6 separate regions of the Homo sapiens genome follow, and all the other regions are linked to region 6. A link is a contact called in ENCODE Hi-C or POLR2A ChIA-PET data. All regions are on one chromosome and are shown on one strand. Each heading gives the region's core, a stretch centred on a gene start or an enhancer-like site at or near the end of the contact. The rest is flanking DNA. Distances are from core to core; before and after follow the strand shown. Region 1 holds the start of EPS15L1 (epidermal growth factor receptor pathway substrate 15 like 1). Region 2 holds the start of CHERP (calcium homeostasis endoplasmic reticulum protein). Region 3 holds the start of JAK3 (Janus kinase 3). Region 4 holds the start of PIK3R2 (phosphoinositide-3-kinase regulatory subunit 2). Region 5 holds the start of CCDC124 (coiled-coil domain containing 124). Region 6 holds the start of USE1 (unconventional SNARE in the ER 1).

Region 1 (4,051 bases), core at 967-3,466, 740 kb after region 6:
CCTGTCATGCTTTATTAGAACAAAGTTGGGAGGCAGAAAGAGGGGAGAAACCATTTTTTCAGACTTCTGCCAGTGGCTTAGGTGGTGGTGACAACAACAACTGTGACTTTCGCAATCATGGTGGAGGCAACTGTGGCTAGCAAGGGTGAACACATCTGGGATCCTTCTGTAGGCACAGTGATTGTGGGTTATGGGTCCTCCTGTGCTTTATTTATTTATTTATTTTGAGACGGAGTTTCGCTCTTGTTGCCCAAACTGGAGTGCAGTGGCGTGATCTCAGCTCACTGCAACCTCCGCCTCCCAGGTTCAAGTGATTCTCCTGCCTCAGCCTCCCGAGTAGCTGGGATTACAGGTGCCCACCACCACAACCGGCTAATTTTTGTATTTTTAGTAGACACGGGATTTCATCATGTTGGCCAGGCTGGTCTCAAACTTCTGACCTCAGGTGATCCATCCACCTCGGCCTCCCAAAGTGCTGGGATTACAGGCGTGAGCCACTATGCCCAGCCACCTCCCCTGCTTTAATCTTTCAGCTCTAGAGAGGCTAGCAGCCTCATATAGTTATGAATCTTTAGGTAAACTTACCTTCCTCTTTTGTTCTTCCAGTACTTCCAACACTTTTATACTCAGTCCCCTGTAGTCGTTTATGTATTCATTTATTTTTATTTATTTATTTTTTAGACAGAGTCTCGCTCTGTCACCTAGGTTGGAGTGCAATGGTGAGTTCTCAGCTTATTGCAACCTTCCCCTCCCAGGTTCAAGCAATTCTCCTGCCTCAGCCTCCTGAGTAGCTGGGATTACAGGCACCTGCCACTGCACTGGGTTAATTTTTGTATTTTTAGTAAAGATGGGGTTTCTCCATGTTGGCCAGGCTGGTATCAATCTACCTGTCTCAACTGGATTGCTGGGATTACAAGTGTGAGCCACAGAGCCTGGCTCAATCCCCTGTATTCAATATCCTCTGTTTGAAGTACCTAGAAGGACTTCTCTTTTCCTTATGGAATACGTACTGATAAAGCACTCAAGACTGTTAAAAACCTTCATTACTCTATTGATGTAACAAAAGAAGCTGAGGCAAAGTTAATATAAGTAGAGAGTTTGGGCCAAGGTTGAGGACCGCAGTCCAGGAGACACAGATTCAAGTTGCCCTGAATGTATGCTTTGATTAGCAACAGTTACAAGTGGGTTCTTTTTGTTTTTGACTTTGTTTTGAGACAGAGTCTCACTCTGTCACCCAGGCTGGAGTGCAGTGGTGCAATCTTGGCTCACCGCAACCTCCACCTCCCGGGTTCAAGTGATTCTCTGGCCTCAGCCTCCTGAGTAGCTGGGACTACAGGCATGCACCACCACACCTGCTAATTTTTGTATTTTTTTTAGTAGAGATGGGGTTTCACCATATTGATGTTTCACCATACTGGCCAGGCTGGTCTCCAACTCCTGACCTCATGACCCTCCCACCTCGGCCTCCCAAAGTGCTGGGATTACAGGTGTAAGCCACTGTACCTGGCAACAAGTGGGTTCTTGTCTTATTTATTTATTTATTTTTGAGACAGAGTTTCGCTTCTGTTGCCCAGGCTGGATTGCAATGGTGTGATCTTGGCTCACTGAAACCTCTGCTTCCTGGGCTCAAGCAATTCTCCTGCCTCAGTCTCCTGAGTAGCTTGGATTTCAGGTGCCCGCCACCACAGCCAGGAGGACGCCTTGCGGGGCAGGGTGAGGGGGGCAGGGTGCGGGTCCCCCAAATTAGCGCGCACACACACACACACACACACACACACACACTGCGATCCTAGGAACAGGGCGCTTTGCGGGGCAGGGTGAGGGTCCCGACCCTCCGCGGGGTGGGCGACCGCCTCCCCAGGCGCACTGGCAGGGGGACGGCATCCCTAACAGAGAACCAGGCCTCGGCATGGGCTGGAGGGATGACACAGCATGGTCGACTCGGACAGCGGCCAGCGGCATGAGAGTCCGAACAACGTTGGAAGGAGGAGTAGGGGAACGGGCAAGAGAGCACGGAAGACGCAGATGCCTCAGGCCCAGCCCCTCCAGGCTGCGTGTGGGCGGCCCCGCCCCTGCCCCCGCCCCTCCCGGCCTGACTGCACATGCGTGGCCCTGTCTACGGCCCCGCCCTCTCCCGGGACAGGCGGCCTGCGCACCGCCCTCCCGTCGTCCCAGTGCGCACGCGTGGCTGCAGCCCCGCCCCCGTTCCCCCGGCGCTCGGAGCCCGAGTCCGCGGGAAGATGGCGGCGCCGCTCATCCCCCTCTCCCAGCAGGTACGGGCCGGGCGGGCCTGGGGGCGGCGCCGGGGTGCGGGGCGCGAGGCGAGCGGTGCGGCGAGGCTGAGGCGCTGGGAGACTCAGCCAGGCGGCGGCGGGGGCGGCGCGTGCTGAAGGGCTTGCGGCGGGCGGGTGGGCAGGCGGCCCTGAAGGTGACAGGCCGGGACCCGCGGCCTCCCGTGCCCGAGCGACCCTCGCGGGCACCGGCGAGGCGAGGAGGTGCGCAGCGCGTGTCCTCTCCGCCCAGGGCCCGGACCCTGCCGCCGCTGAAGCTCCCAGGCCGGGGACCCGCGGAGGCGCTGGGCTGCATCCCGGAGGGGTGGGCGAGGGGTGCGAGCGTTTCTGTCGGCGCGGCGGCCCAGCGAGTCTTTGTCTCCCTCCGGTCCCGGCGCCCGGGCGGGCAGGGTCCCGCCGGAGCCCGGACCCGTCAGCAGCAGTGCGATCTCAGACTGATCCCCTGCCTCCTTGGAAGCTGCTTCCGCCACCCCTGCACCGGGCGCAGATCGTACGTCTCCGGGCGCCTCTCTGTGTCCTCAAATTCGCCTGATGCGCTTATGAAGGGGCAGTATCGATAGCGCGACACAGACATGCGAAAAAGAGCCATGCGTAGGCAGCTCTGTTATTTGGGAGAGACTTTCATTCATTCATTTTCTATCCATCCCTCAAATGTGCGTTGGGTCAGGTGCTGGGAGCGCTGCATTCTTCCAGACAGACAAGGTCGCTGCTTTCCTGGAGGTGACACTCGTGGGAACTAGAAACTACCTGTGTTATGCTAATCACAGCTGCCTTTATTTGCTGAATACCTGTGTTGTGCAAAGCACCATATAAGCATTTTGCTAGAATGATCTAGCACAGCATGGTGATTAAGAGTGAGGACACAGGGTCAGATCATGTGTTCAAATCTTGGCTCCAGCCCCGATTTCTCTGTGCCTTTGGTTGAAGCTCTTAGCCATTCCACCCATCAGTTGCTTCCTTTGGAAAATGGAGATATAAAAATGTGTTGGGATTATGTGAAAATTAAGCACGTGAAAAAGCGCTTAGAACAGTGCCTAGCATATGAGAGGCACTCAGTGATCCTATAATTACTGTCATCATTTAATCTCTGCCAGATTTGGACGTTTGGGAGTAGAGACCGCAGCAATTAAGAATTCCAAACCCAAAGAGAGTTGATAGGCCGGTTGCATGCTTGCATGACTGGTTAGCTGATCCAAGGAGAGAGAAGTGCACAGCTAGCCAATTTGCAACACTGTCACTAAGTTAACAGTGCTAAAACCCGGTGATTATTAATTAGCAAGTTCTTGTTACTGACATGAAAGTGCTCTGTAAACTGTTAAGTGTCCTACCGATAATAGGTGTTAATAGCTAAGTGCTACAGTTTAGAGTATGTAGTCAGGGGGTGGGGGGCGGGGAAGGCGGGAGTCGGGGGAAAATCACCTAAGATCATTTCATGAGAAAGCACTAAGCACTCCCAGTTTGGGAGGCGTGGATCTTTCTAAAACTTCCTGTCCAATTTTTTTTTTTTTGAGATGGAGTATTGCTCTGTCACCCAGGGTGGAGTGCAGTGGCATGATCTCAGCTCACTGTAACCTCCGCCTCCCGAGTTCAAGTGATTCTCCTGCCTCAGCCTCCTGAGTAGCTGGGACTACAGGCACGTGCTACCACACCCGGCTAATTTTTGTATTTTTTTTTTAGTGGAGACGGGGTTTCACCATTTTGGCGAGGCTCGTGTCAAACTCCTGAACTCGAGTGATCCACCCGCCTTGGCCTCCCAAAGT
Region 2 (4,673 bases), core at 173-2,672, 670 kb after region 6:
CGTGGTGGTGCGCACCTGTAGTCCCAGCTCCCCTGGAGGCTGAGGCAGGAGAATTGCTTGAGCACGGGAGGCAGAGGTTGCAGTGAACCGAGATCACACCACTGCACTCCAGCTTGGGCGAGAGAGAGCAAGACTGTGTCTCAAAAAAAAAAAAAAACCAAACAATTAAGATCCTCGATCTTCATGAGAAAATATGAACTAGAGGACATTTAGAAAAAAAAAAATCCTTGATCTTGCCTCCTGACCTGCAGAGTCTAAAATATTTGCTTTCTGTCCCTTTTATACAAAAAGTTTTGTTGATTCCTAGCCTACAGCAACACTTGATGTAGAGTTGTCAATCCATAAGCATCTGGTGGAAAAATGCTGTTAACAATAAAAATGAAACTAATCTAAAATACATGTGCATTTATTTGCACAGAAAAAAACAGGCTGGGTAAAGTAGCTCATGCCTATAATCCTAGCACTTTGGGAGGCCGAGGCGGGAGGATTACTTGAGCACAGGAGTTCAGGGCTAGTGAGCTATGATCATGACACTGCACTCCAGCGTGGGCCACAGAGCAAGACCTTGTCTCAAGAAAAAAGAAAAAAAAAAACGGATAAAGGAAAAAAAAGCGGCGGGGGCGGGGGGCAGGTATAGCCAACTAAGCATTAACCATCTCAAGAGGATCAGTTTATATCGGACGTCCACAGCAGAAATTTGCTGCTTCTGGCTATCTTTTCCCCACAATTAGCAAGGGTTAGCTTCATTATTTTAGAGGCAACCCAACTGCAGCTTTTAGAAAGGCGCTGTGCCCTCTAGGCCAGCAATTTGAGGGCATGGGTTGGGGGGTACCCCGCCCCAGTCTTCCTGACCAAAGAGTGGAGCGGAAGAAAGCCAGGAGGAGGATGTTTTGAACCTAAATACGTCCAGCTGCAATCCCAGTCAAGCTCGTCGCCCCCAGTTCTGCTCCACCTCCGGTCTGGCCGGGGAGAATGTGACAGTCGCCGCAGCCCGGGATCCACCCGGACGCACCTCACCTCGCAGTCTCCTCACTGTGCCCGCGAAAGGAAAGAGACCCTGGCCCAGGCACGAAGTCCCCAGGCCCCTGGTCGCCCGGAGGTAGCAACCAGCCAGCCCATCGGGCTGCGACGCCGACCAAGGGGCACGCCCCGCGCCCCCCGGTCTCGACTAACACCCACCCGCGCCGTTCCAGCCTTTCCGCGGCGCCGCGCGACGGGGACCCACTCTGCGAAAGTGTCAGGAAACTTCTGCGCGTGCGCGTCGCTAGCCCCTCCCGCGCGCCAGGCATCGCGCGGCTTCTTCCCGCCTGCCTCCCGCTCTCACTTCCGGAGTTTCCCAGCGACGGCCGTAAGTGGCGGGCGGAAGCGGCCCTAGAAGCCCGCCGTAAACGGCTCCCTCGCGCCACTTCCGGCCGGCTTCCGCAGACGGCGCTGGTGGTCGATCGTGTGGCGCCGGAGGACGTTCCCCGCGGCCGGAGCCATGGAGATGCCGCTGCCCCCCGATGGTGAGACCCAAACCGGCCGAGAGACCGTTTCTCTCTCCCCGGAACCTCCTATTGGCCGGCCCCGCCTCCCGGAGTCCCCGGGTCTGGGAGGGGGCGGGGCTCGGCCTCGCGGCTTCGCCTGCGGCCTCTCCCGTGGGTCCCCGCATTCCCGGCGAGCGTGTGGCCCCTATCGGGACCCGTACAAGGGCGGCCTCTTCGGGGCCCACCCCCTTGGGGTCCCCGGCAAGGCGGACGGGGGCTGGGGCGCCGAGTCCCCCGGCTTTGGGCGGTCCTCGCTGACGCCCCGCGTGGCCTTTTCTCCGTCCTCCAGACCAGGAGCTTCGAAATGTCATCGACAAGCTCGCCCAGTTCGTGGCTCGCAATGGGCCCGAGTTTGAGAAGATGACTATGGAGAAGCAGAAGGACAACCCCAAATTCTCGTTTCTTTTCGGAGGCGAATTCTACAGTTACTACAAGTGCAAGCTGGCGCTGGAGCAGCAGCAGCGTGAGTCCCCTCCGGCACTCAGGCCGTCCCATCGAGCGCTTCCTTTCTCGGATTCCAGTCCGGGCTCTGCCACAAACCTCTTTCTTTCGGGTCGTTTATTCTTTGAAGTGGAGCAGCTCGGTCCACACGATCCCTGTTCCGCTGTTCCCACGGCCCTGCACAGAGCGGCTGCTGGGTGCCACTGTAATGGAGAACAACGAGGTTTTCGATCCTCCCCCCTGGGCTCTGGATCAGGGATTTTGCTGTTGTTTTGCAGACTGATGACGGAGATTAGCAGGAGTAGCGTGATTGTTTTAGTGTTTTCTAGGGAGGAAGTGATAGAGGCCGGATGGGAGTCCATGGGACAGGCACTGTCCAGCCCCCTTTGCCGTCTCCCTGTGGGTCCAGCAAGGTTTTGTGCATTTCAGATGCCTGCAGCAGAAATCAAAAAGAATTATCCCTCTGAGTTTTAGTTATTGGCAAGTGTTTATCAATGTTCGTTCATTTAGGCAACAGGATTCCAGTCCTGCTCTAAAGAAGTTTAAAGTTAGGAAGCAGAGCTGGCCTTTGAATAATGGATAGTCACCAGGTGGTGCGGCTGCTCAGGGCAGGTATCACATCTGTCACGTTCAGTACCCAACCCCGTCTCTAGATTGTTTAAATGAATAACTAGGAGTTTGCCAGGTAGATGGACATTGAGAGGTGGTTGTCCGCTGTTTGATCGAACGCCAATTGTGTGTTATGTATTAAGGTACAATGACCCAAACAAGGTCTGTTTGGCTTCGGCGAGCGTGTAGTTCAGGGGACTACACGCTCGTCTTGTATTAAGGTACAAGGTCATTGTCCCTTAATACATAACACACAGTTGGTGTTCGATTAAACAGCTTGAAAGGAGGCCTGTTGCAGTGGCTCATACTGTAATCACAGCACTTTGGGAGTCCAAGGCGGGCAGATCACTTGAGGTTAGGAGTCTGAGACCAGCCTGGCCAACATAGTGAAACCCTGTTTCTACGAAAAATACAAAAATTAGCCGGGTGTGGTGGCCCGCGCCTGTAGTCCCAGCTACTTGGGAGGCTGAGGCGGGAGAATCGCTTGAACCCGGGAGGTGGAGGTTGCGGTAAGCCAAGACCACGCCATTGCACTGCAGTCTGAGTGACAGAGTAAGACTCCATCTCAAAAAAAAAAAAGAAAGAAAGAAAAAGAAAAGGCTTGAAAGGAGGCCAGGCGTAGTGGCTGACGCCTGTAATCCCAGCACTTTGGGAGGCTGAAGCGGGCAGATCACTTGAGGTTAGGAGTCTGAGAACAGCCTGGCTAACATAGTGAAACCCTATCTCTACTAAAATTACAAAACTTAGTCAGGTGTGGTGGCACACACCTGTAGTCCCAGCTACTGGAGAGGCTGAGGCAGAAGAATCGCTTGAACCTGGGAGCTGGAGGTTGCATTGAGCCGAGACCACACCATTGCGCTCCAGCCTGGGTGACAGAATGAGACTCCATCTAAAAAAAAAAAGCAGCTTGAAAGGAGGCCAGGCCCAGTGGCTTGTGCCTGTAATCCCAGCACTTTAGGAGGCTGAGTCAGGCGGATCACTTGAGGTCAGGAGTTCGAGACCAGCCTGGCCAACATGGTGAAACCCCATCTCTACTAAAAATACAAAAAAAATTAGCCAGGCATGGTGGTGGGCACCTGTAGTCCCAGCTACCCGGGAGGCTGAGGCAGGAGAATCGCTTGAACCTGGGAGGTGGAGGTTGCAGTGAGCCAAGATCGTGCCACTGCACTCTAGCCTGGGAGACAGCGAAACTCCATCTAACAACAACAACAACAAAAACTTGAAAGGCTGAGAGAGTAGAACATTGCAAAGGGGCAGTTTCTTGAACAAGAAACAGAGAGAGAGTTTATGTGTGTATTGCCAGGCACAGTGGCACACACCGTACCCCCAGCTACTCAAGAGGCTGAGGCTGGAGGGTTGCTTGAGCCCGGGAGTTCAGGGCTGTAGTGCGCTGTGTCGATTGAGTGTGTGCAGTAAGTTCAGTGTCAGTATGGTGACCCCCTGGGAGCTGGGGACCACTCGACTGTCTAAGGGGTGGTGAACTGGCCCAGGTCAGAAATGGAGCAGGTCGAAACTCCTGTGCCGATCAGTAGTGGCCTCACGCCTGTAAATAGCCACTGCACTCCAGCCTGGGTGACATAGTAGAGAATCTATTTAATAAAAGAATGTGCTTGTATGAGGGAAGAGTTTGACCTGGAGTGTTAACTGCCAGGGGAAAAGTTTGGGTTTTTTCACTCAATCCAGGGGTTTTTCTGATGCCTATTTAGGTTTGAGATGCGGGGGTGGGGTGGAGAGAGATCAGCTGCCTGAAATCGTAAGCAAAATATTGTATGTGCTTATGTGTTTCTAGAGCGATCCTTCCTTAGCCCCAGCACACCAAGTTTAAAACCGTTGCTAGGCCGGGCGCGGTGGCTCACGCCTGTAATCCCAGCACTTTGGGAGGCCGAGGCGGGCGGATCACGAGGTCAGGAGATCGAGACCATCCTGGCTAACACGGTGAAACCCCGTCTCTACTAAAAATACAAAAAATTAGCCAGGCGTGGTAGCGGGCGCCTGTAGTCCCAGCTACTTGGGAGGCTGAGGCAGGAGAATGGCGTGAACCTGGGAGGCAGAGCTTGCAGTGAGCCGAGATCGCACCACTGCACTCCAGCCTGGGCG
Region 3 (4,194 bases), core at 408-2,907, 630 kb before region 6:
CAGCCTCCCAAGTAGCTGGGATTACAGGCACATGCCACCACGCCCAGCTAATTTTTATATTTTTAGTAGAGATGGGGTTTCACCATGTTGGCCAGGCTGGTCTCGAACTCCTAGGCTCAAGCAATCTTCCCACCTGGGCCTTCCAAAGTGCTGGAATTACAGATGTGAGCCACTGTACCCGGTCACCACTTCGTCAGTCTATTCCTGAAGCTCTACTTCCGGGGCTCTGATCCTATTATCCTAAGAACACTGGCCCAAGTCTCTGCATTTGGATGCTGCCCGGGCCTTCTGCCTCTTCTATTTATAACAGCTCCTACTTCCAACTCTCCTGTGGCTCCAGATTATGCTCCAGGCAAAACCCACCCTTCTCCCAAAGACCCTGATCCCCCTGTCCCCCCACGATCTTGCCCCTGTTGACCGCCCTGCAGTCCCCTTCCCCCTCATCTCACCCCTGCCCCTGGCCTCCTGACTGCTCTTCAAGCTGCTAAGATCACTGCCCTCTCAAGGTCTTTGCCCATCCTGTGCCCTCCTCCTGGAGCACCCTTTCCCTGGCCAGCTCCCTGTCCTGCCTCGGGTCCAAGTTCCAGTCTGTGCCTGTCCTGACACCCTGGCTTTCTTTGTTGTCTGCGATGATTTGGCTCCTTCATTTGCTCATTGTCTCAGCGCCAGATCACAAGTTCCAAGAGGCCAGGCCGGATCCACCTGGTTTTTTAGGGCTGGGCCCAGGGCACCACAGGCAGAAATGGGTCATTATCTCTCCCTGAGTCTTTTCTTTTTTTTTTAAACGAAGTCCCGCTCTGTTGCCAGGCTGGAGTGCAGTGGCGCCATCTCGTCTCACTGTAACATCCGCCTCCTAGATTCAAGCAATCCTCCCACCTCAGCCTCCTGAGTAGCTAGGATTACAGGCATCACCAGGCCTGGCTAATTTTCCTGTTTTTAGTAGAGACAGGGTTTCATCATGTTGGCCAGGCTGGTCTCAAACTCCTGACTTCAAGTGATCCGCCCGCCTCAGCCTCCCAAAGTGCTGCGATTACAGGCCACCACGCCTGGCTAATTTTTGTATTTTTAGTAGAGACGGAGTTTCGCCATGTTGGCTAGGCTGGTCTCAAACTCCTGACCTCAAGTAATCGCCCGCCTCAGTCTCCCAAAGTGCTGGGATGACAGGCGTGAGCCACTGCGCCCAGCGTCTCCCTGAGTCTTAAGGGAGAAATACCTCAAAGAAGAACTTGACCTTCCTCTGGGGCAACTTCCCTGCTTCCCTCCTGGGCAAATCCAGCCAGGTTTCCTTCCCTGGGTGCAAAATTAGTTCCACTGGGTGCCCAACTCACACATGCTACAGATGGGTAAACTGAGGCAATAAGGGCCGGGCCAGAGCCCCACTTAACAAGTGGGTCTAGAGTCGGCTGAGCCCCTGGTGTGACCCAGACCCTTCTCTGTGCTATCATCAGTTCCTTTGGCTTAGGGGTCTCCAGCAGCCTGTCTGAACGGGGCGGCTGATGCAGAGGCTTCCGGAACTTTCTGCCCCTCCTTGCCCGCCTCCCCGCCCCCAGCTCCCGCAGGGCCCTGACTTTCGGTAAATGACAGTGGCTCAGGAAACCAAGGGGCCCACACAGGAAGGAGCCGAGTGGGACTTTCCTCTCGCTGCCTCCCGGCTCTGCCCGCCCTTCGAAAGTCCAGGGTCCCTGCCCGCTAGGTAAGAGCTGGCGATGCCGCAGGGCTCGGCCCAGACACTGGGGGAGGATGGTGGTGGCGGGGGATGGCTGGGCTGGGGCAGGGTGCTGCCAGGGCAAAGGCTAGCTCGCCTTCCAGGCCTCGGAGGAAAGCTGCGAGGCAGACGTGAGCCGAGACTCGCATCCTCCGATCGCTCGCTTCTCTGGGCTTCGGCTTTGACTAAGGCCGGGAGATGCCTGCCTTGCGGACCTGGAGGAGTCATTGCGCATGCGCGACGGGGGCTGCGGGGTTGGGGGTGGGGAGGAGGGATTGGGAAGGAGGGATTGGGGGGCGGAGTTCCCAGCCCCTACCCTCCAGGCCTTCCCGGTCCAGACACAGGGTACCCGACCATACCAGGATGCAGAACGTTGAGGATTATAAACAGGGGATGCCGAGGCGGGAGGATAGCTTGAGGCCAGGAGTTCAAGGCCAGCCTGGGCAACATAGCCAGACCTCCATTTCTACAAACATTTTTAAAAAACCAAAAAAACTATGGCGTTTTCTGGGACCAAACATCACCTCTGACTTTTCATTTTTTTTTGTTACAGTATTACAGAATAATAATATTCTGTTAAGATTTTTTTGTTGTTTTGGAGATGGGAGTCTTGCTATGTTGTTCAGGCAGGTCTCTAACCCCTGGCCTCAAGCTATCCTGCTGCCTCAGCCCCCTGAGTAGCTGGGATTGCAGTGGGGCGCCACTGCCACTGAAGCCTTATTTTAAACTCGACTGGGGCTGGGCACAGTGGCTCATGCCTTTAATCCCAACACTTTGGGAGGCTGAGGCCAGCGGATCACTGGAGGTCAGGAGTTCGAGATCAGCCTGGTCAACATGGTGAAACCCTATCTCTACTAAAAACACAAAAATTAGCCAGGTTTGGTGGCGGGTGCCTGTAATTCCAGCTACTCAGGAGGCTGAGGCAGGAGAATCGCTTGAACCTGGGAGGTGGAGTTTGCAGTGAGCCGAGATCATGCCACTGCACTCCAGCCTGGGAGACAGAACAAGAATCCGTCCTCCCCCCTACAAAATAAATAAATAAATAAAAAGGCTGGGCAATGTGGCTCACGTGTGTAATCACAGCACTTTGGGAGGCCAAGGCAGGCGAATCACCTGAGGCCAGGAGTTTGAGACCAGCCTGGCCAACATGGTGAAACTCCGTCTCTACTAAAAATACAAAAATTAGCTGGGCGCTGTGGTGCGCGCCTGTAATCCCAGCCACTTGGGAAGCTGAGGCATGAGAATCGCTTGAACCCAGGAGGCAGAGGCTACAGTGAGCCAAGATCGTGCGACTGCACTCCAGCCTGGGTGACAGTGCGAGACTCCGTCTCAAAAAAACAAACAAACAAACCAAAAAACTTGATTGGCTGATGTTGAGGGGACGATAGAGAGGCTATGGTGTGTGATTTTATTTCTATAAAGGGCAAAACTAGACATCAATCTCTCTGTGGGAGAGATGGGGCTCCTCCAAGGTTCCCGGGACTAGGAATGTGCTCATTCTTGGTCTGGGCATCGGTGACATCAAAGTGTCCCTTTGGTAAGGTTCTTTCCCCCACAAGACTTCCCTTCCCACAGTAACCACCACACCGCTGTGCCAATTGCCCTTCCTGTTTGGTTTAACAGGCGTTTGTTGATCGCTTACCGGCACATCATCAAGAAATATACAAATTAATGCACATTAATTGAGTTGACACTTTAGGCCTGGATTGCGCTCAGCAGACCACCTCAATGAGGATGCTGGGGAGTCAGCCCATTTCACAGCTGCGAAAGCTGAGTCCTAGGGGTCCTAGTCCTCTGATTGTCTTAAACCTCATTAGGCCAGGCGCAGTTTCTCACGCCGGTAATCCCAGCACTTTGGGAGTCCGAGGCAGGAGGATCACTCGAGGTCAGGAGTTCCAGACCAGCCTCGCCAACATGGTGAAACCCCGTCTCTACCAAAAATACAAAAATTAGCCGGGCATGGTGGCGTGCCCCTGTAATCCCAGCTACTTGGGAGGCTGAGGCAGGAGAATCACTTGAACCCAGGATGCAGAGTAAGCCGAGATTGTGCCACTGCACTCCAGCCTGGATGACAGAGCTAGACTCTGTCTCAAAACAAAAACAAAAAAACCCTCATTAATGCCGCCCCACCCCAGCCACAGGGCATTATTTTGGATCATAGTTTTTGTATTGTGTTTTTTTTCTAGAGATAAGGTCTTGCTCTGTCGCCCAGGCTGGAGTGCAGTGGTGTGATCATAGCTCAATGCAGCCTCAACTTGCAGAGCTGAAGGCATCCTCCTGTCTCAGCCTCCCAAGTAGCTAGGACTATGGGGGTGTGCCACCATGCCCTGCTAATTTTTTAGAGATGAGGTCTCAAAATCCTAGCCTCAAGTGATCCACCTGCCTCGGCCTGTCAAAGTGCTGGGATTACAAGGCTTTTTTTTCTTTTTGAGAGGAGGTCTCACTATATTGCCCAGTCTGGTTTCAAACTCCTGGTCTCGGCCAGGCGC
Region 4 (4,151 bases), core at 945-3,444, 940 kb before region 6:
GGTGACCTTGGGGCCGGTCCCTCTCAGGGCCTCAGCTTCTCTATCTGTAAAATGGGTATACTGACAGCCTTCCCTTGGAGCTGCTGGGAGTAGAGTTCCCAAGAACCTGCCCCAGGTATACTACATGCTCAGTAAATCAGTTTTTTTTTTTTTTTTTTTTGAGATAGAGTCTTGCTCTGTCACCCAGGCTGGAGTGCAGTGGTGTGATCTCAGCTCACTGCAACCTGTCTCCCAGGTTCAAGCAATTCTCCTGCCTCAGCCTCCCGAGTAGCAGGCCACCACACCCAGCTAATTTTTGTATTTTTAGTAGAGACGAGGTTTCACCATGTTGGCCAGGCTGGTCTTGAACTCCTGACCTCAAGTGATCTGCTCGCCTTGGCCTCCCAAAGTGCTGGGATTACAGGCATGAGCCACCTTGCCCAGCCTTTTTTTTTTTTTTTCCAATAGAGGTGGGGTCTTGCTATGTTGCCCAGGTTGGTCGCAAACTCCTGGGCTGAAGCAGTCCTCCTGCCTCTGCCTTCCAAAGTGTTGGGATTACAGGTGTGAGCCACCGCGCCCGGCCAGTAAACAGGCTTTTCATCACCCCTGTTACAGATGGGGAAACTGAGGCTCAGAGCAGGGAGGTATCTAGGGCCGTGCAGTAGGCCAGGAGGAAGCCAGGACTTACACCTAGATCTGCCGACTTGGCCCAGTTGGACATGAGGGGGCAGCAGCCAGGTGGCCAGATACCTAGGGCAGGGAGGACGCAATGGAGGCCACTCCGGGTGCTTTGGGAGCTCCATAGAGGGGTCAGGCCAGCTGAACTAAGAGGTAGGGAACAAAGTCCAGGAAGAGGCCTCTACACAAGCAAAGGCCTCGAGGTGAGTCCAAGCAAATGGACCTCCAGTCTCTGCAGAGGAGGAGTGAGTGGGCTGGCAGGTAGCTCCAGCCTGGGGCCCAGAGTAGGCACAAAATGCAGATGGGGAGGTGCTTAGAAGGAACCTTAGCCCCAGGCAGGGACAGGGAGCCAGGAGAAGGTGGGGGTACTGCAGCTGAGGAGGAGGGGAGGCTGCCGGCAGCAGGGCATTGATTATTCCCCAGGAGTCCCAGCCTGGGGAGGCGGAGATAGGCACACATTCCCAGCCTAGCCCTGCGGGTTCAGACGCCCTGTGATGGACAGGGCTAGGGTCGGGGGATGGACGTGCTGTTCTAGAGAATGGATCATCACAGCGGATAGGAAGGCGCGACAGGCAGACGGAACGGCACATGCAAAGCCTTGGCAGTGGGTTAAGTTGCTTGTCAAGGATTCAGGGTGGCTATAAGGATAGGTGCTATCCACCAAGAGGCCCGAGTGTCAGGTGGAGGCTCTGAGCATCCTTCAGTCACGGGGAACCCCAAGAGGTGTCCGAGCAGGGCGGAGGGGCGCCACATTCTCGGGTGCCCAATTTACCCATTCCTAGGCCTCTGTTACCCTCATTCTACAGGTGGGGAAACTGAGGCCCCGAGAGGGGATGCCCAGAAAACCGCCTGGATCTGCCTGCCAGCCCGCCCCCACGCCCCGGTGTGCGCGCCCCGGGAGCAGCGCTCCCCGAATCCGGGAGGCGGGAGGGGCGGGGCAGGCAGGGCTGGGGGCTCCGCGGGTGAAGGCAGGGCCTGAGCGCTCACACAGACGCGCACTTGGGTCTGCGTGGACCCGGCCACCCGGCTAGGGGACCGGAAGTGGGTTCGACCCCCGGCCCTCCCGCACCCCATTCTGCCCCGCACAATGCCTGGGCGCCCCTCGGTACTATTCGAAGCCCCATTCCAGGCAGGGCCTCCCTTCATTTGGGGCCTCGGCTCCAGTCCGGTATCTTGGACGCGGGGAGTCTCTCCCCATTCTGCCCCGACCGTCCCAAGGAGGCTGCACCGCTGCGGAGCCGAGCCCGAGGCCCCCCCTTGCCTGCGGCCCCCCCAGTTCCCGCGGGGCCCGACGCAGCCTGGCGCTTGCGTTCTGGCTTCCACCGGGGCCCGGCACTGCCCCCGGGCGCCCCGCATTTAAGCACACTCCCAGCCGCCCCCGCCACGAGGGCCAGTCAGGACTCACCTGGTCGCGGCCGCCACCGCCGCCGCAGCCGCCGTCACACCAAGCCAAGCCCGCCCCGTGGCTCCACCGCGGCCACCGTCGCCGCAGCCGCGGGATCCCCGCCTCCGCCGCCGCCACGGTTCCGAGCGGCCTGGCCCGCCCCCGGCGGAAATGCCCGAGCGCATTCGAGCCGGGCGGATGAACCGAGGCCGAGGCGGAGCCTGAGGTAAGGGGGCACCCGAGTGTTTCCGGAAGTAGCCGAACGTAATCCCGCGGGACTGGTGGACTAGAGGGTGCCCCCGAGACAGCCGAGCGTTTCCAGAGGTAGCCGAGTGCAATCGGGTCGGCGAGGGATCCGAGACTGGGCTCGGCTGGGCTTAGAGACGCCCGAGCGCTTTCGGAAATGGCCGAACACTCTCTACGGCCGCACTGGCACAACTGAGGCTGATCCCCAAGACCGCGGAGCGTTTCTGGAAATAACCGAATGTGCTCAGTGCCCAATGGAGGCCTTGGGAGTTTAGACCCAGAGGCGACCGCCAGCTTATGGGAATTACTGAAGCATAGATGGTTCCAGGGGACAAATGAGGCGTTCTCAAGCTCAGCAAACAGGGGGCAGTAGAGTGGGGAAAGGGCCTGCCGCAAAAAGCAGAAGTCGGAGAAAGCCAGGGTTGAAGGAGTTTCCATGGCAACCCAGAGCGTCCGGAAACAGCCAACGATCTCGACCCCTACGGGCACTAGAATTTAGCGGACTTGAGCCTAGATGCCGACGGTTTCCGGAAATAGCCGAACGCACTCGGAGATGGGGCTGTAGCCAAGAGTGTTTGCATGCCGGCTGAGCGCCCCGGAAGTAACGGATTGCTCTAGGGCTGGGCCGGGTTCGGCTAGAGGGAGTTTTATGGCAGAGCGCAAGCTAAGACCAGGATAGAAAGGACGCGACGATTGCTTATTTTGTTATTATTTTTTGAGACGGAGTTTCGCTCTTGTTGCCCAGGCTGGAGTGCAATGGCGCTATCTCGGCTCGCCGCAACCTCCACCTCCCGAGTTCAAGCGATTCTCCTGCCTCAGCCTCCCGAGCAGCTGGGATTACAGGCATGCGCCACCACGCCCGGCTAATTTTGTATTTTTAGTAGAGACGGGGTTTCTCCATGTTGGTCAGGGTGGTTTGGAACTCCCGACCTCAGGAGATCCGCCCGCCTTGGCCTTCCAAAGTGCTGGGATTACAGGCGTGAGCCACCGCGCCCCGCCGCTTATTTATTTTATTAACATAGCCCAGGGCGCCCAGGAGGTCGAGGCTGCAATGTGCCGTGATTGCGCCACTGTACTCCAACCTGGGTTACAGAGCGAGACCTTGTCTCAAAAACATAAAAATAAAAAACATAGCTCAGGGCCCAGATGTCTGGAGGAAGCTTTTAAAGGCAGGGCTATGATGGAGTACTCGCAGGGAGAGGGTAGCAGGAGGCTGGTACCAGCGATGGCATCAGGAAGAATCTCAACAGCGAACTGCTATGCAGTCCTCAAAACCCACTTGCAATGACTTTGAGCCATGGGTCTATTTCACTCCGCTCCCCTCCCCACTCTTCCCTTCCTCCTTTCTCAGCCCCTCACAAATCCAGACGTTGGAGCTCATCTTTGTAAATACGGGCTTTTATTCACTGCCAGCTCCAGGATGGAAGGAGGGGGTGAATCATGCACAGCCTTGGTCTACCCTCCAACACTAGGCAGTGCTGGACAGGGGACTCAGAAAGGGAAGCAGAGTGGGCTGTTGATGTCTGGAAAGCTCCCTCACCAGAGTGCCCAGTGGGTCACACAGCATCATGGGGGATGAGCTGGGGCTGGAGTCGGCTGTATCTGACACCAGACCCTCCATTCAAGCTCCCTTGATGACAACGCCCACAACAGGGTCTGGCTGATGCTCCGTTCTGCCACGACTCCTGCTGGGTGATCGTGGGACAGGTCTCCGCCCCTCGCTGGGGTCTCAGCTGCTTTGTCTGTAAAATGGAGGTGATGACACCACCTCCAGCCTTCTCAAGGCTGGCTGAGGGAGAAGCCACGTAAAAGCGCTTGGCACACAGTAGGTGCTTAATAAACAGTCAATGGGATTAGTCTTGTA
Region 5 (4,050 bases), core at 430-2,929, 720 kb before region 6:
CTCCCACCTGAGCCTCCTAAGTAGCTGGGACTATAGGTGCAGGCCACCATGCCTAGCTTTTTTTTTTTTTTTTTAAGGCAGGGTCTGACTATGTTGCCCAGGCTGGCCTTGAACTCCTGGGCTCAAGTGATCCTCCCGCCTCGGCCTTCCAAAGTGCTGGGATTACAGGCCTGAGCCACTGCGCCTGGCCCTTCGTTCCTTTTTATGGCTGAATATTCCTCCACTGCATGGATACGCCACATTTTGTTTATCCATTGTCCACAGCTAGACATTTGGGCTGTTTCCACGTTGGGGCTTTTTTTTGTTTTGAGACGGAGTTTTGCTCTTTCACCCAGGCTGGAATGCAGTGGCACAATCTCGGCTCACTGCAACCTCCACCCACCCGGTTCAAGCAATTCTCCTGTTTCAGCCTCCCAAGCAGCTAGGATTACAGGCACCTGCCACCACGCCCGGCTAATTTTTGTATTTTTATAGAGATGGGGTTTCACCATGTTGGCATGTGCCACCATGCCTATCTGATTTTTGTATTTTTAGTAGAGACGGGGTTTCACTATGTTGGCCAGGCTGGTCTCAAACTCTTGACCTCAAGTGATCCGCTTGCCTCGGCCTCTCAAAGTGCCTGGATTACAGGTGTGAGCCACAGTGCCTGGCAATTTCTGCTGTTTAAGCCACCCAGTCTGTGGTATTAGTTATGACAGCCCAAGCTGGAAATACAGACACTTTTCTCTGTGTAGTAAACACTCACTCACTTGCACACGTCATTCAATAAATATGTACTGGGCACCTAATACGTGTGCGATGCTGGGGAAAGAGGTGGCACAAATGAGCTTTCTGCCTGCATGGGACTCCCAGAGAAGAGCCAACACATGCAATCAGAGTCCTAATAAGGACACGCAGGGCGCCGGGGAAGCCCGGAGAGGGCTTCTGACCCAGCCTGGGTCAAAGGGCTTCCTAAAGGAGACATCTAAGGAAAAGTCTGAATGAGTGGGGGAGAGCGCAGCCTGCACGCGGGATGCAGGAGGTAGGCTGGAAAAGGGGGCGATTTGTATTCCAGGGAGATGGGAAGGTGTGGAGGGCGTTAGAGCCGGGAAGCCCAATCTATGGGTCACACAAGCCCTCTGGGGTTAGTGAGGAGGTGGACTCCCCAGATGGCAGGAGCTGGGAGCCCAGGCGGTACCCAGGGAGTGGCTCAGGCTGGGCGAGGGGCACACTTAGAAGCGAATCAAGACCCATGGGGATTAAGACCCCACGGATGTGAAGGTAAAATAACAGAATACAAAATTCAACAATGCCTCCTCTAAGCAGCCCTCCCGGCTATCCCTTTTGAAGTCCCCCACCACTAATCCCCCTACAAGAGGCCGGGGGAGTCCGCGCCCAACTCTGTCCCTCTCGAGACCAGAAGCTGCCTAGGGGCAGTCCGGGGCCAGGTGGCCTCGAACATGCTGTCGCGTCGGGCTTCAATCGTCTAGTCTGGAAATGGGCATCGCCCCCAACTAGGTGCGGTTCAGACTGGACGCCAGAAGTGCTCCTGCCTCCCAGCACCCCTCCTCCAGCCTTCCCAGGGGATGGTCCCAGGCCAAGCAGCCCCCGCCCCGCGCCTCTGCTCCCCGAACCCGGGTTCCGCCCGCGCCGCAGACGCTCCTACCTTCTTACCCCAGCGCCGGCCCGGTCGCGCCTCCGTGACGTCATCATGGGGCCTGCGCGCTGAGCTCCTGGCGGCGCGCACTCATTGCGCCTCAGTACCGCCGCCATTTTGGTAAAGAAAAAGATGGCTGGGCCTCGGACCCAAGCCAGGGTAGTCAGCCACTTCTTTGTCTCTTCAAAAAGAGGACACTTAATACGCCCTCATTCCCTACGCTCATTTAATATGTTGATGAACCAGGAGGGGCGGGCAGAGGCGAAAATCTAGAACATTGCCTTTACCAAGATGGCCGATGCCCGGATGAAAGATGGCAGCTGCGACTACACACGTGGTCCGGCGGCTTCAGCCTGGAGCGGCCCGGCCGCCAGAGCGCGCCCGCGGTCCATGAGGGGAGGTGGACCCAGTATAGCCCTGAGGAAGCCTCTCCGTAGCTCTTCGCAATCCCTTAACGCTTTAAAAGTGCTTTCCTAGTCCTGAGTCTCTGCGTCCCACTGGTGACGCTGGGGCGGGGCTAGGAGAGGGGAGATAAATGGGGCAGAGAAATTAACACACACCGCGCAGTCCAGGTAGGGAAACCGAGGCTCAGAGAGACCAGGAATTGAGTTTGGCCAAAATGTAACCGCGAGTAGGCTCATAACCGCGAGTAGGCTCAAATTCCGTCTCTTGCTCCTGCCAGTGCCTCTTCCTGGATTGCTGACCTGCTCCCCACTTCTGCAATATTATTTATTAATTTTATTTAGAAATTAGGTTTGAGGCGCCAATTTGTCTTAGGCACTATACTTTAGATTTTCTGCATTTACTACTTCTCGGTGTTCTCAACAGTAAAAATGGCAGTATTAGGGGTCTAAGGTTACACTGGTCCTGACTGTGGAGAGGGAAAAGCAAATGCTTTGGGGGCAGTTCAGGTAGGAGTAGTTGACCACAGAGTCCATTCCCTAAAAGGCATCCCCCCAGCGACCTTGCTGGGACCTAAATCCCAGTGCGCGATGCACCTCCCCTGCTCTAACGCCTCCCCTGGGTTCCCATTGTCCCGCAAGACTCCTCCCACCTCCCACCCCATCTCCCTTGGCTTCCCTCACCCTCCCATTAGCTCTCTGCTCAGGTCGCACCAGCCCCCTTCTTACAAATTGCCAGGCGCAGTCTTGCCTCAGGGAGTTCCCCCAGGAATTTCCCAGGTTTTTCCGTGGCCAGTTCCTTCCCTTCAGGCATGAGACAGAAAGGTCTCTGGGTGCAGGGGGCTTAAAGTCGGAAAATCACATGAAAGATTATTATCCTGGCTGGTCGCAGTGGCACATGCCTGTGATCCCAACCCTTTGGAAGGCTAAGGTGGGAGGATCGCTTGAGGCCAGGTGTTTGAAAGCAGCCTGGGCAACATTATGAGACCCCATCTCGACAGAAGATAAAAACATTAGCTGGGCGTGGTGGCATGCTCATCCTCCCATTCAAGAGAATCACTTGAGCCCAGAAGTTGGAGGGTGCAGTGAGGTATGATAGCGCCACTGCACTCCAGCCAGCCTGGGTGAAGGAACCTCTCTTAAAAAATACTAATAAAGGCCAGGCATGGTGGCTCACGCCTGTAATCCTAGCACTTTGGGAGGCCGAGCCAGGCAGATCACCTGAGGTCAGGAGTTTGAGACCAGTCTGACCAACATGGTGAAACCCTGTTTCTACTAAAAACACAAAAATTAGCTGGGCGTGGTGGCACATGCCTGTAATCCCAGCTACTTGGGAGGCTGAGGCAGGAGAATCACTTGACCCCAGGAGGCAGAGATTGCAATGAGCCGAGATCGTGCCATTGCACTCCAGCCTGGGCTACAGAGTGCAACTCCATCTCAAAATAAATAAATAAATAATAATAATAAAGGCCAGGCGTGGTGGCTTATAGCTGTAATCCCAGCACTTCAGGAGACTGAGGCGGGCAGATCACTTGGTGAGTAGTTCAAGACCAGCCTGGCTAACATGGTGAAACCCCATCTAAAAATTACCCAGGCGTGGTGGCATGCGCCTGTAATCCCAGCTACTTGGGAGGCTGAGGCAGGAGAATCGCTTGAACCTGGGAGGCAGAGGTTGCAGTGAGCTGAGATCACGCCACTGCACTGCAGCCTGGGTGACAGAGTAAGACTCTGTCTCAAAAGTAATAATAATAATAATAACAATAAAATAATAATCGTAATTGTGACTAAAAGATGTGCCTGGGGTTGAAATAGGGTTGTGGAGGCCCACAGCCTGGGTGATCAAAGAGGGCTTCTCAGAGGTGGTGGCATTTAAGGAGAGCTCTGAAGCTTGAGAAGGAAAGAGCTGAGTGAAAAAGAGAGGGAAAGGTGTTCTGGGCAGAGGGAACAGTATATGCAAAGGTGAGGAGGTGAATATAAAGTGAGGAAGATAAAAGTAGCCCTGGACCACACACA
Region 6 (4,359 bases), core at 1,297-3,796:
TCTTGCTCTGTCGCCCCGGCTGGAGTGCAGTGGTGTGATCTCAGCTCATTGCAACCTCCACCTCCTGGGTTCAAGCAATTCTCCTGCCTCAGCCTCCCGAGTAGCTGGGACTACAGACACGTGGCACTGCATCCGGCTAAGTTTTGTATTTTTAGTAGAGACATGGTTTTGTCATGTTGGCCAGGTTGGTCTCAAACTCCTGACCTCAGGTGATCCACCTGCCTCAGCCTCCGAAATTACAGGTGTGAGCCACTGTGCCTAGCTTTGTTTCCTCTCGGGGCCATTTCCTCTGTCCTGGCTCTTCCTCCAGGTGTAGTTTGGTGATGCTCCTGTTGGAGTCAGGGCATGGAGTCTCGGCATGGAGGCCCCGGGGCAGCAAGGATACATGTCTTGTCCTAGTCAGCTGGCCCTCAAGTCCTGTTGTGTTCATGGTGACTCACCTGCAGAGTCCTGTGGAAAGAAGTAAGTGGCATGAGGCTGGGTGCAGTGGCTCACTCCCAGCACTTTGGGAGGCCAAGGTGGGCAGATCACCTGAGGTCAGAAGTTCGAGACCAGCCTGGCCAACATAATGAAATTCCATCTCTACTAAAAATACAAAAAGTTAGCCAGGTGTGGTGGGGGTGCCTGTGATCCTAGTGACTTGGGAGGCTGAGGCAGGAGTATTGCTTGAACCTGGGAGGCGGAGGTTGCAGTGAGCCGAGATCGCGCCACCACACTCTAGCCTGGGCAACAAGAGCGAATCTCCATCGCAAAAAAAAAAAAAAAAGTAAATGCCATGAAGTCACCCCCCTTGTCTTGTTCCCAAACCTGTCCCTTCTGACCTCAACCTCCTCACCTTCAGTCAGGACATGGGGAAATCCCATGACCTCTGAGCCTGTTTCCTCAACCTTAAACTGGTAACGACAACTCATATTTTTTTTTTTTGAGACGGAGTTTCACTCTTATTGCCCAGGCTGGAGTGCAATGGCTTGATCTCAGCTCACCGCAACCTCTGCCTCCTGGGTTCAAGCGATTCTCCTGCCTCAGCCTCCCGAGTAGCTGGGATTACAGGCGTGAGCCACCATGCCCAGCTAATTTTGTATTTTTACTAAAGACGGGGTTTCTCCATGTTGGTCAGGCTGGTCTTAACTCCTGACCTCAAATGATCCGCCCGCCTCGGCCTCCCAAAGTGCTGGGATTACAGGCGTGAGCTGCCGCACCTGGCCACAACAACTCATATTTTAAAAGATTGAGCTGATCCACATAAAGTGCTCAGAAAGGAACTTGTCATCCTCTTTTACGGCTGAAGAAACTTATGTGTCTTGTAAGTTGCAAGCCAGGACTCAAACCCTGCTCTTGGGCCAACTCTGGGGCTTAACCAGACACATTCCATTTTTGCCTTGTACCAAATTCCTATTCATCTAGCAAAGCCTTAGCCACAATGCCCCTCTGTTGGGCAGCCTTGTGTGATGACCCAGGGAAGAGATTGCTGGACCCCCTTAGGGTTCCTGTATCTGACAGTATTGTGGTTCTGGCTGCCTACAAGCATAGAACCCCTATTCCTGTCCAAGGGATTCCCAGGGACCAGGGAAGGAGCCCTACCGTGCCTAGTAGCTCACTCCGCATCTCGCTGGTGTACCGCGCCCGTGACTGCAGATGCACCGTCTTTGTGGCGGGCACTCGCTCTCTGGCTGTGGTTGGCACACGGCCAGGGGCCAGGAACTGGTTGGCCAGTGCTTTCTCTGAGGAGGAGGTCTGCAGAAATGTGGGAAGATAAGTCACTGGAGGGGCAGGTCCTGGGGACCAAAGTGAGCGGTGATGGGGGCTGAGGGGGCAGGGGCACCCCTTCTCACCAGCTTCTCGGCTTGCAGCATCCCCTTCAGAAAATCCACCTTCCAGGAATATTCATTGATCACCTCAGAGGCCGGTTTGCTGGAAGGCAGGAAGAAGAAAAACAAAACCTGTCCATGGTCCCCAGCTCAGGGAAGGGTCCCAGCTGGGATAGCGGTACTGGGATGTCCAGTAGCACAGCCACGTGCTGATGTGAAAGCCCTGAGGCTGCCTGCACTCACCTCGCGTGGACCTTCAGGGCCTGCAACATGTCCTCTAGGGCTCCCACGTACTGGGGAGGAAAAGTGGATTGTCACCCGGGGGTCTTTCCCATGTCCTGATCATGGGAGTCGGGGGGGCGGGGCCGACAAATGGGAGGGGTCAAGCGTAAAGGAGGCGGGGCCAGTGGGGGAGGGGCGGAGTCCCAGGGACGGGGGCGGAAGCTACAGGTGGACGTGGCGGGACTGACCGGAAAGGGCGCTGCCCGAGAGGCTACTGGGGCCGGGGAGTCGGGCCAGGTGGCTTCCAACCCTAGGAATCACCCCCCGGGAGTCGGGCTCTACGCGGCAGTGCGAGATCCCCTCACCTTCTCCAGGCGCCACTCGTCCGGGTCCCGTTTCTCCGCTGCCATCGCCTCGCAGCGGGATAGCAGCCGCACCAGGTTTAGCTCCAGCCTCGACGCCGCCATTATCGCCCGGCCCTACACCACCCCTTCCGCCGGCTCCATGTTAAGAGAGGGCGGAAGTGCCTTCAAGTGGCCTTCCGGGCGGATGTTTCCCCCGCGCTCGTTAGCTGGCCCATCTTTGTTTGGAGCGGAAGTAATATCTTGTTTTGAGACGGGGCGCTGGGCCGGGCGCGGTGGCTCAGGGCTGTAATGCCAGCATTTTAGGAGGCAGAGGTGGGAAAGGATTGCTTGAGGCCAGCCCGGGCAAGATAGCGCTACTCTATCTCTATTTTAAAAAAATAGGAGAGGCGCCACCCCATTCTTACTTAGGCGAATCACTTGCTTTTCCTCGAGAGCATGTTAACCCTTCGGGAATGATAGGACGACCGGGGTCTTCTGGTGTCAGACCCGCGTGCAGTGTGCCCTTTTGTTCTGTTTTGCCTGCTCAAAGTACCTCCCCGCACCCCACTCCTACCTGGATTCTTCCCAGTCGGAGCTATTTCACGTCCACACACCCTTCCCGATTTCTGTAGCCTGGGATTCAGGAATCCAAGGCTTCCCCCACCTCAGCAGGGCTCATCTGTATTGTGGTTATGGGTTTCCAGGTCACAGCTCCAGCTCTGATTCCATCCTCGGCCCTGGGAGAGTTTAACTTTTCTGGATCCGCTTCTTCCCCCGGGAAATGGACAGTGTGACAGTACCTGCCTCAAGGGGCACATGAGACAGCTCTGCCTGAGAGTGAGCAAGGTGGGGCTGGGTCCCCCCTAACGCCCAGACCCCCATGGAGAACCCCTTCCCAGCCCACCTCAGTACCTGGAAGCTGAGTACCCCTATGCCTTGCAGTGCCTCTCTTCTGGAGTGACAGGATGAGGGTGGGGGCTTCACAGGAACCAGGGCCTGGCATGCAGCCTTCATGTTTTCCCACACCTTAGGTCATCTGCACCTTGGTTACACCAGTGGGCCTGATGTCCTTGAAAAATATCATAGACGGGTAGGTGCGGTGGCTCACACCTGTAATCCCAGCACTTAGGGAGGCTGAGGCAGATGGATCACCTGAGGTCAGGAGTTTGAGACCAGCCTGGCCAACATGGTGAAACCCCGTCTCTACTAAAAATACAAAAATTAGCCGGGCGTGATGGTGGGTGCCTGTAATCCCAGCTACTTGGGAGACTGAGGCAGGAGAATCGCTTGAACCCAGGAGGTGGATGTTGCAGTGAGCCGAGATTGTGCCACTGCACTCCAGCTTGGGCAACAAAGCAAGACTCCGTCTCAAAAAAAAAAAAAAAAAAAGAAAATACCATGGAGGGCCAGGTGCGGTGGCTCACGCCTGTAATCCCAGCACTTTGGGAGGGTGAGGTGGATGGATCACTGGAGGTCAGGAGTTTGGAGAGCAGCCTGGCCAACATGGTGAAACCCTGTCTCTATCAAAAAACACAAAAATTAGCTGGGCTTGGTTGTGCGTGCCTGTAATCCCAGCTACTCGGGAGGCTGAGGCAGGAGAATCGCTTGAACCCGAGAGGTGGAGGCTGCAGTGGGCCGAGATCGCGCCACTGCACTCCAGCCTGGGTGACAGAGCGAGACCGTGTTTCAAGAAAAAAACCCACAACAAACAATGGAGACCAAACCCAGGGCCCATCAAAGGGGCCTCTAGAGGCTGGCAGGGCAGAGTCTAAATCCCAGCCATGCCCCTCCCAACTGTGTGGCCTTGGAGAAGCCCCTCAACCTCTGGCATGTGCTGTCTGAACTTGGGTTCTTCACGGTGCCCCAACCAATACCAGCCAGCCAGTTCCCACGACTCCCATCCGATGGCAGCCTGGGAGCCCATCTGTTCCTGTCCTGCTGGGCCCACCAGGAACTGGCCACCTCTGCTGGATGGGTGGCTGCTG

What was found. Hi-C counts contacts between places; a loop is a spot of excess contacts on that map. ChIA-PET counts read pairs that join two places held with the same protein, here RNA polymerase II (POLR2A). Pooled maps may share reads with other maps.
Region 1: a pooled map shows a loop between it and region 6 (5-fold over the local background). The contact joins the promoter of EPS15L1 here to the promoter of USE1 in region 6. A Hi-C loop is called at or near these places in 7 of 50 pooled maps. POLR2A ChIA-PET finds 5 or more read pairs at or near these places in 2 of 52 experiments (B cell and activated CD4-positive, alpha-beta T cell).
Region 2: a pooled map shows a loop between it and region 6 (11-fold over the local background). The contact joins the promoter of CHERP here to the promoter of USE1 in region 6. A Hi-C loop is called at or near these places in 1 of 168 maps with a recorded cell type or tissue (naive thymus-derived CD4-positive, alpha-beta T cell), 1 of 37 single-sample maps with no recorded cell type and 9 of 50 pooled maps.
Region 3: a pooled map shows a loop between it and region 6 (4-fold over the local background). The contact joins the promoter of JAK3 here to the promoter of USE1 in region 6. A Hi-C loop is called at or near these places in 6 of 50 pooled maps. POLR2A ChIA-PET finds 5 or more read pairs at or near these places in 3 of 52 experiments (BJ, Panc1 and activated CD4-positive, alpha-beta T cell).
Region 4: a pooled map shows a loop between it and region 6 (4-fold over the local background). The contact joins the promoter of PIK3R2 here to the promoter of USE1 in region 6. A Hi-C loop is called at or near these places in 4 of 50 pooled maps. POLR2A ChIA-PET finds 5 or more read pairs at or near these places in 2 of 52 experiments (H1 and activated naive CD4-positive, alpha-beta T cell).
Region 5: a map of gastrocnemius medialis shows a loop between it and region 6 (4-fold over the local background). The contact joins the promoter of CCDC124 here to the promoter of USE1 in region 6. A Hi-C loop is called at or near these places in 1 of 168 maps with a recorded cell type or tissue (gastrocnemius medialis) and 6 of 50 pooled maps. POLR2A ChIA-PET finds 5 or more read pairs at or near these places in 2 of 52 experiments (AG04450 and WTC11).

The regions. Positions count from the first base shown.
Region 1 is chr19:16,470,135-16,474,185 of GRCh38, reverse strand. EPS15L1 (epidermal growth factor receptor pathway substrate 15 like 1) reads left to right here and starts at 2,216. Exons shown (of 24, transcript NM_001258374.3): 1 at 2,216-2,273. The coding sequence starts at 2,241. RefSeq lists silencers at 1,985-2,384, 2,445-2,664 and enhancers at 2,745-2,894, 2,127-3,038.
Region 2 is chr19:16,539,186-16,543,858 of GRCh38, reverse strand. It overlaps CHERP (calcium homeostasis endoplasmic reticulum protein), which reads left to right and starts at 1,422. Exons shown (of 17, transcript NM_006387.6): 1 at 1,422-1,505; 2 at 1,816-1,989. The coding sequence starts at 1,481. It also overlaps the pseudogene RN7SL146P. RefSeq lists silencers at 1,521-1,710, 1,721-1,790.
Region 3 is chr19:17,845,445-17,849,638 of GRCh38, reverse strand. It overlaps JAK3 (Janus kinase 3), which reads left to right and starts at 1,657. Exons shown (of 24, transcript NM_000215.4): 1 at 1,657-1,693.
Region 4 is chr19:18,151,206-18,155,356 of GRCh38, reverse strand. PIK3R2 (phosphoinositide-3-kinase regulatory subunit 2) reads right to left here and starts at 2,194. Exons shown (of 16, transcript NM_005027.4): 1 at 2,063-2,194. It overlaps MAST3 (microtubule associated serine/threonine kinase 3), which reads right to left. Exons shown (of 28, transcript NM_001393504.1): 28 at 3,670-4,151. RefSeq lists silencers at 1,324-1,543, 1,854-2,233 and enhancers at 2,344-2,623, 1,929-2,821, 3,364-3,443.
Region 5 is chr19:17,930,644-17,934,693 of GRCh38, reverse strand. It overlaps CCDC124 (coiled-coil domain containing 124), which reads right to left and starts at 1,679. Exons shown (of 5, transcript NM_001136203.2): 1 at 1,646-1,679. RefSeq lists a silencer at 1,517-1,566 and enhancers at 1,647-1,836, 1,857-1,916, 2,063-2,601.
Region 6 is chr19:17,213,544-17,217,902 of GRCh38, reverse strand. It overlaps USE1 (unconventional SNARE in the ER 1), which reads right to left and starts at 2,546. Exons shown (of 8, transcript NM_018467.4): 1 at 2,396-2,546; 2 at 2,052-2,101; 3 at 1,833-1,911; 4 at 1,582-1,734; 5 at 441-450. The coding sequence starts at 2,497. RefSeq lists a silencer at 2,153-2,222 and enhancers at 2,243-2,562, 2,326-2,906.